Regions from separate parts of the Homo sapiens genome. Here region 1 is linked to region 2. Evidence: read pairs that join two places in POLR2A ChIA-PET (ENCODE). Cell type or tissue: Panc1. All regions are shown on one strand. Links, peaks and the distances in the headings refer to the core of each region. The heading gives the core; the rest is flanking DNA.

Region 1 (2,500 bases), core at 1-2,500, 100 kb before region 2:
GAGGGTGCCTAGCGTGTAGTACATGTTCAGTAAACAAGAATCGATTCTGCCTCCTCCTCTGAACCTGTGCCAACTGCTGACACTTCAAAGCAGGCATCGGGAATGCTGCCTGAGATACTTCAGAGACCACAAGGCAAGCGGGGGGAGCAGTGCTTGGGCCTCTGCGTGAACGCTGAGGGCCCGGCAGGAGCTGTGAGGCAGCATGAGGTCAGCTGGGCCCAGGAGGGCGGCCACTGCCACGCAAGCTCTGTGGGCTCTGCCTGGCCTCTGGAGGGCTGGGACCGTGAGTGCAGGTTGGGCTGCACATGCTGAGCCTTTCCTGGCAGGAAGGAGCTGCAAAACGGGTAAAGCCCAGTGCTCCCCACGAAGGGCTTGGCAGGGGCAGGCAGGCAGCCCTGGTGCAGATGATGGACAGGGCGAGTGGGAACGCCGGGCAGTCAAATCCCAGCTCTGCCATTGACTGTAATGCAGGGCTTCAGTTTCCCCGCCTGAGAGCCTAGGATGCCACCACCCACCTCCCAGGGTGGGCTGTGTTCAAACAGAGGTCTGTGACTCCTCAGCACAGGCCCAGCACCGGCCAGGCGGGAAACCTGCCCCAGGGGACCTTCCGAGTCAGAGGCCGGCAGGGTCAGTCTGTGTGGTGTGGCGGCCCACGGCCTGGCCAGGGCTCCAACCACAGATGGCCAGCGGTGATGCAAGGGCGGTGGTGAAGGCAGGTCTGCAGCCCCAGCAGCGAGGTGTGCCTGGCCCAGCTCACCTTCTGAGCCCCCGAGAAAGCGTGGTAGAAGCAGGACACGTAAGTCATGATGGCCTTCTCATCTGGCCTCAGAGTGCCCACAATATCTGCACAGAGAGAGAGAGAAAGAGAGAGAGAGGCAGGAGAGAGTGAAAGACGCAGGGAGGGCGGCCGGGCCGGCCTGAGGCTCATGCAGGAGGAAGAGCACTTGCTCTGGACTGGAAGCCAGCCCCAGGCCTGCGTGGACATGCCTTGCGGGGTTTTGTGGAGTCCGAATAGGGTGCATTCCTTTTCTAACCGGCCTGGGCTGGAGACAGACTAGCTGTGGGCCCTATAAAGGCAGCTTTGTTTTGGGTTGGAGGAGTCAGTTGCTAAATGATCTGTCTGAAAATGTGAGTGAGCAGCTCCCACCACGGAGTAAGACCCTAAGGGGCTCCCATGGCCCTCAGAGTGGAACATGAATTTCTTATCCCACACCACAAGGGTCTTGTTGGGCCTGACCCATCACTGCGTGTCACTCACTCCTCTCTAGCTGGTCCCTGAATACGCCAAGCTTCTTCCTGTCTCAGGGCCTTCGTAGTGCTTCACCCTCTGCCTGGAACACCTGTGCCCCAGCCTGCATCTAGCAGCTCCTGCTGCAAGTACCTGCTCACTTCACCCCTCCACATTGACAGCACCAGCTGAAGGTCACCCCAGCCATCTCTGTCCCCCATCTGGCCCCATTTTCTCTATTCCACTCCTGTGACAGGCCTGCTGTATGTTTCTCCCACTAGCATGGAAGTGCCCTGAGAACAGGGACCTTGTCTGACTCAGTCACCAGGGCATCCTCAATGCCTGGAAAAGCCTGGCACAGATGAGGTACCCAATAGGTGTGTGAGCTAAGGCTGAGGGGGCAGCAACGCCAGGGAGCTGGGGGTGGCTTCCAGTTGGAGAGAGGCCACTGCCGTCTGCAAGAGAAATGAGGTGAGCACGGGAGGCGAGAGGCAGCGGCGGCATTGCGCGGTGGCGGCGAGGAGGGCCTGCCTGGCCCTGCTCGGTACCTTCTGCGCTCCTGAAAAGGCATGGTAGAAGCTGGACACATAGGTCATTATGGCCTTCTCGTCGGGCCGGGCCGTGTTCACGATGTCTGCAAGTGAACAACAAGGGTTAAACTGCCCGAGTAGGGCGGGGGGTGGAGGCGTCACTCACTGGGATCCACGGGCTCCCAAGGCCACGGCCTTGGGGGAGAGGGACCTGCAGAGTGACGCGTGACTTGGGTGGGCTCAGCCACACCCTCAGCCCCTCCCTCTCCCATGGGTCTGGAAAGGACAAGGCTGTGGGAAGCGGATTAAAATGAGGCCACTTCCTCTCTCTGAGAATGGCCTCAAGGAGCAGCAGGACAGTCAACTCCAAGGGCCACCAGAGGCCAGAGACACAGGTCCCAGCTGGGGCAGTGCATGGCTAGGAAATGGGGCAGTGCATGGCTGGGAAATGGAGCAAAGCCGGAAAAGGAAAAAACAAAACACTCCACTTTGTCGGGCTCCATACTCCATGCCTGCTGCAGGTAGGGAGGGAGAGGCCAGGGTTGCTCGCAGGAAGCCTGAAGCACCCCTCCTCAGCCACCTTGCCCTTCCTGGGCCCTGAGGAGATGCACCCTCAGGAGAGTTGATCCTTCAGCTCCCCCTCCCCATACGCTTCTTCATCCCTGAAGGCATCTGGCCAGCCCAGGCTACCCTTGCTCTGTCTCCCAGGGCGACATGGCTGTCCCCAGTTCACCCAGAATCA
Region 2 (6,080 bases), core at 1-2,500:
AGGGGGCTGGAATGTGGACAAGGCCCCCAAGGCTCATACCTGTCACCCTTCAGGAAGCAACTGTCAGAGTCGTCTGACGATGACTATGACGACGTGGACATGTAAGTGAGGCCCTGCCTGCAGCTCCACAGGCCCCACCTCAGCCCCCACCTTCCTACAATCCCCTGATGTGGCCTTTCCTCCACTCCTGACCCCGCTGCACCCCTGCCTTTCTTCTAGCCCCGAGCCCTGAGCCCTGATTAGACCCTCAATGCAGCCCCTCTGCCCAGCTACCTAGGCCCTGTTCCCTAACCCCACCTCCCTTAACCCTTCACCTCCAACCCCTGACCCCCAACCTGATCCCAGCTCCAGCTCCCACTTTCCTTCTTTCCTTCCACCTTCTTCTTTTTTTTTTTTTTTTTTTTTGAGATGGAGTCTCACTCTGTGGCCCAGGCTGGAGTGCAGTGACGTAGTCTCAGCTCACTACAACCTCGGCTCCCCGGGTTCAAGCGATTCTCCTGTCTCAGCCTCCTGAGTAGCTGGGATTACAGGCACCTGCCACCATGCCCAGCTAATTTTTTGTATTTTTAGTAGAGATGGGGTTTCACCATGTTGGCCAGGCTGGTTTCAAACTCCTGACCTCATGATCCGCCCATCTCAGCCTCCCAAAGTGCTGCGATTACAGGTGTGAGCCACTGCACTTGGCCTCCTTCCATCTTCTTATACAATCTTTTGACTTGACCCTCAGCGTCAGCCCCCCACCTGCTCTCCACCCCAGAGCTGACCCCAGTTCCTTCTAGAATGTGCTGCTGCTCCAATCTCTGACTTGACCCCACCTATCCTCCATGACCCTGCACCCTCAGCCACATCCCAGTCTCAAACTCCTCCCGAATGTCACTCTCACCCCAGACCCACCCTCCAGCCTTCAGCCCCAGCCCTCAGCTTTTCCTATCTTTTTGCCCGCCCTCAGGCTGAACCTTGGCACCTGGAAATCTCCCAAAGACCAGATACTGAGCCCCAGATCCAGACCCAACAGTCAGCCCAGGCCCCCATACTCCCCAGCCCACAGGCCGAGTCAGGCTCCATCCAGGTGCGCGCACTCACTTCACCCATCACGTGCGACAGCCTGTGTGTGGCGCCAGCACAGGGAGAGCAGGGCCACGGCGCTGATGTCACCTGTGTTACTAGGTGGTGTAAAGGTGCAAAGCCGTGGTGCACTGTCAGCACTCCACCTCCAAGAGTTGCTGTTACTGTTATTAGTCTTTTTTTTGGAAACAGGCTAATCATTTTTTTGTAGGATGGGGTCTTGCCATGTTGTCCAGGCTGGTCTCAAACTCATGATTTGTTTTGGCACCAAGGCTAAGTGCAGGAGTGCAATGATGGCTTACTGCAGCCTCAACCTCCCAGGCTCAAGCAATCCTCCCACCTCAGCCTCCTGAGTAGCTGCGGTCACAGGCGCACCTGCCACGCCTGGCTAATTTTTAATTTTTTTCTGGAGACAAGGTCTTGCTATGCTGCCCAGGCTAGTCTCGAATTCCTGGGCTCAAGCCATCCTGCCCTGGCCTCCCAAAGCACTGCGATTACAGGCATGAGCCACTATGTCCAGCCTGGCTATTAATCCTTTAATCCTCTGCTCCAGGCAGAACCAGTCATCCCTTAATCCTCCTCACCTCAGACCCCAGTCCCGGGCCTCCAGCCCAGAACCATGCCATCTTCCCCGAGTCCTTGTTCCCCAGCCCCCCAGCTATTTAACCCATCTTTGTGTTTCAGCCCCACCCCTGCAGAGGACACACCTCCTCCACTTCCCCCCAAGGTAAGGCCCTGGGCCAGAGCTGGGAGGCTGGGGCCTCAGGGCCACTGGGGGCCAGGAGGCCAGGTCCTTAGATGCTGGGATACTGGGCTCTCCAGGGCAGGGAATTGGGGAGACCAGGATGATGGCTACATTGGGATCTGGAAGTGGCATCCCTCAACCTCAGGGTCGGATTCAAAATATTTAGCCTCTTAGACACTGGTCAGTAGCTGGTCCTAGGAAGCCCCTGCTATATATCCAGCATTAACCCATTAGTTTCTGAAGTGTGTTGATGTCCAGGCTGGGGATGTCAGGGGAAGGCTGGAGGGGGCACAAGATGTTGTCGGGGGGGTGGGTCAGAGCCACAGCTGTTAGTTCTGGTGGAGGCAGGGACTTGAGTTGCAAAAGGGTGCCCTCTCTGAGATCATCTGATGTATTTCCCCACGCTCCATTCCCGTCTCCAAAGCCCAAGTTCCGTTCTCCATCAGACGAGGGTCCTGGGAGCATGGGGGATGATGGGCAGCTGAGCCCGGGGGTGCTGGTCCGGTGTGCCAGTGGGCCCCCACCAAACAGCCCCCGTCCTGGGCCTCCCCCATCCACCAGCAGCCCCCACCTCACCGCCCATTCAGGTAATGGGACAGGCTAGGGTGGAGGGCGGGAGGGTTGGGGGTTCTTGGGGGCTGATTTTCTCCTAACCCCTCTCAGAACCCTCACTCTGGAACCCACCCTCCCGGGAGCTTGACAAGCCCCCACTTCTGCCCCCCAAGAAGGAAAAGATGAAGAGAAAGGTGAGGTTCAGCTCTGCTGAGGACTTACACCTCTGGACGGGGCTGGGGATGCCTGGTGGGGTGGGGAGGGGGTGGCAGGACTGACAGTAACAACAGGTGACATTTGTTGAGCGCTTCTCTGTGCCCTACACTTATCTCCTATCATTACATGGCATAAAGCTTCACAGAGTGAAGAAGATATCACAGAGATGTTATCCCCCATTTCACAAATGGGGAAATTGAAGCACAGAGAGGGTAAGTGGCTTACCCAAGGTCATATAAATACCTTTGAGGAGGCAGGCTGAGGCAGGATTGTTGTTTCTGCTTTTTTTTTTTTTTTTTTAAAGACGGAGTTTTGCTTGTTGCCCAGGCTAGAGTACAGTGGCGCGATCTTAGCTCACTACAACCTCCGCCTCCCTAGTTCAAGTGATTCTCCTGCCTCAGCCTCCGGAGTAGCTGAGATTACAGGCAATGCAGCACCATGCCCGGCTAATTTTGTATTTTTAGTAGAGGTGGGGTTTCACCATGTTGGTTAGGCTCGTCTTGAACTCCTGACCTCAGGTGATCCACCTGCCTCGGCCTCCCAAAGTGCTGGGATTACAGGCATGAGCCACCGCGTCTGGCATGCTTTTTTTTTTTTGAGACAGAGTCTCACTGTGTCACCCAGGCTGGAGTGCAGTGGCGCGATCTCGGCTCACTGCAAGCTCCGCCTCCCAGGTTCACACCATTCTCCTGCCTCAGCCTCCCGAGTAGCTGGGACTACAGGTGCCCGCCACCAGGCCCGGCTAATTTTTTGTATTTTTAGTAGAGACGGGGTTTCACCGTGTTAGCCAGGATGGTCTCGATCTCCTGACCTTGTGATCTGCCCGCCTCGGCCTCCCAAAGTGCTGGGATTACAGTCATGAGCCACCGCGCCCAGCTACTAAAAATTTAAAAAATTAGCTGGGCGTGGTGGCACACACCTATGGTCCCAGCTACTTGGGAAGCTGAGGTGGGAGGATTGCTTGAGTCCAGAAGTTAGAGTCTTTTGACAAGATCCATCAAAACCTCCATGAGTCACTACCACATATGCAGTTGCCCAAAGAGCCAAGATCTCAAGAAATTTTACCTCTCATAAATGGAGATGTACAAAAAGAACATCTCTTTATTCAGGAAGTTTCAGTGTTTTTACGTACATGCATAATGCCTACACACGTAGTCAGTGTTGTGATAATGCACCTTTGTGGCATCAAATTTGCCAACAAATGCATAAAATGAATTAGAACTCTCTAAAGTCTTTTTTTTTTTTTTTTTTTTTTTTTGAGATAGTATCTCGCTCTGTCGCCCAGGCTGCTGGAGTGCAGTGGCGCGATCATGGCTCACTGCAGCCTTGACCTCGGAGACTCAAGCAATCCATGCACCTCACCCTCCCTAGTAGCGCTTGGCTAATTTTTTTTTTTTTTTTCTGAGATGGAGTCTCACTCTGTCGCCCAGGCTGGAGTGCAGTGGTGCTATCTTGGCTCACTGCAACCTCTGCCTCCCCAGTCTAAGTGATCCTCCTGCCTCAGCCTCCTAAGTAGCCATGACTACAGGCGCCCACCACCACGCCCAGCTAATTTTTGTATTTTTAGTAGAGACGGAGTTTTGCCATGTTGGCCAGGCTGGTCTCAAACTCCTGACCTCAAGTTATCTGCCAGCCTCGGCCTCCCAAAGTGCTGGCATTACAGGCGTGAGCCACCGCGCCCGGCCCAGCTTGGCTAATTTTTAAAAAAATGTTTTATAGAGGCAGGGTCTCACTATGTTGCCCAAGCTGGTCCTGAACTCCTGGGCTTAAGTGATCCTCCCACCTCGGCCTCCCAAACTGGTGGGATTACAGCCGTGCCTGGTTGGCTACCGGCTAAAAGTATGTATAATTTATACCTCCAGCACTGGAAATGATTCAAAGATGAAATGCATAGCATAATTAATCATACATATATACATATACATATATACACACACATATACATGTATATGTGTGTATATATGTATACGTGTATATATATGTATATGCATATATATGTACATGTGTATATATGTATATGTGTGTATATATGTATATGTGTATATATGTATATGCGTATATATGTACATGTGTATATATGTATACATGTATGTGTGTGTGTATATGTATGTGTATATATGTATATGCGTATATATGTACATGTGTATATATATGTGTATATGTATATGTGTATATATGTATGTGTATATATGTATATGCGTATATATGTACATGTGTATATATGTATACATGTATATGTGTGTATATATGTATATGCGTATATATGTACATGTGTATATATGTACATGTGTATATATGTACATGTGTATATATGTATATGTGTATATGTATATGCGTATATATGTACATGTGTATATATGTATACATGTATATGTGTGTATATATGTATATGTATATATGTATATGCGTATATATGTGCATGTGTATATGTGTGTATATATGTATGTGTATATATGTATATGCGTATATGTGTACATGTGTGTATATATGTACATGTGTATATAAGTATATATGTACATGTGTATATATGTATATGTGTATATATGTATATGCGTATATATGTACATGTGTATATATGTATATATGTATGTGTGTATATATGTATATGTGTATATATGTATATGCGTATATATGTACATGTGTATATATGTATACATGTATATGTGTGTATATATGTATACATGTATATGTGTGTATATATGTATATGCGTATATATGTACATGTGTATATATGTATATATGTATAGGTGTGTATATATATGTATATGTGTATATATATGTATATGCGTATATATGTACATGTGTATATATATGTATATATGTATATGTGTGTATATATATGTATATGTGTATATATGTATATGCGTATATATGTACACGTGTATATATGTATATATGTATATGTGTGTATATATGTATATGTGTGTATATATGTATGTGTGTGTGTATATATATGTGTGTGTGTGTGTGTGTGTCTATATATATATGTATATGTGTATATATATATATGCTGGCCAGGCACAGTGGCTCATGCCTGTAATCCCAGCACTTTGGGAGACCAAGGCAGACGCATCACCTGAGGTCAGGAGTTCGAGACCAGCCTGGCCAACATGGCGAAACCCTGTCTCTACTAAAATACAAAAATTAGCCAGGCGTGGTGTTGTGTGCCAGTAATCCCAGCTATTCAGGAGGCTGAGGCAGAAGAATTGCTTGAGCCCAGGAGGTGGAGGTTGCAGTGAGCTGAGATTGCATCACTGCACTCCAGCCTGGGCAACAGAGTGAGACTCCATCTCCAAAAACAAAACTGACAGCTGGGAGTGGTGCCTCACGCCTGTAATCTCAGCACTTTGGGAGGCTGAGGCAGGTGAATCACATGAGGCCAAGAGTTCAAGACCAGCCTGGGCAACATGGCAAAACTCCATCTCTACTAAAAATACAAAAATTAGCTGGGTGTGGTGGCACACGCCTTTGGTCCCAGCTACTCAGAAGGCTTAGGCATGAG

Evidence for each region. Peaks named below come from ENCODE experiments on the same cell type or tissue, not always from the same donor. Only the 100,000 strongest peaks of a DNase experiment are listed, where the experiment ranks them.
Region 1: POLR2A ChIA-PET joins it to region 2 with 5 read pairs; 3 of 35 experiments call an interaction of 5 or more read pairs at or near these places.

The regions. Positions count from the first base shown.
Region 1 is chr19:38,709,619-38,712,118 of GRCh38, reverse strand. It overlaps ACTN4 (actinin alpha 4), which reads right to left. Exons shown (of 21, transcript NM_004924.6): 8 at 1,777-1,862. The region is part of intron 1 of LOC107985291 (a long non-coding RNA gene); the gene reads left to right. Among named protein-coding and RNA genes, the nearest start is that of CAPN12, 34 kb to the left of the region's middle. In Panc1, for the core only: no CTCF peak of the experiment used is centred there; no DNase peak of the experiment used is centred there; H3K27ac peaks cover 2,371 bases.
Region 2 is chr19:38,601,885-38,607,964 of GRCh38, reverse strand. It overlaps MAP4K1 (mitogen-activated protein kinase kinase kinase kinase 1), which reads left to right. Exons shown (of 31, transcript NM_001042600.3): 16 at 54-101; 17 at 1,750-1,792; 18 at 2,235-2,397; 19 at 2,474-2,556. Among named protein-coding and RNA genes, the nearest start is that of MAP4K1-AS1, 8.6 kb to the right of the region's middle. RefSeq lists an enhancer at 1-495. In Panc1, for the core only: no CTCF peak of the experiment used is centred there; no DNase peak of the experiment used is centred there.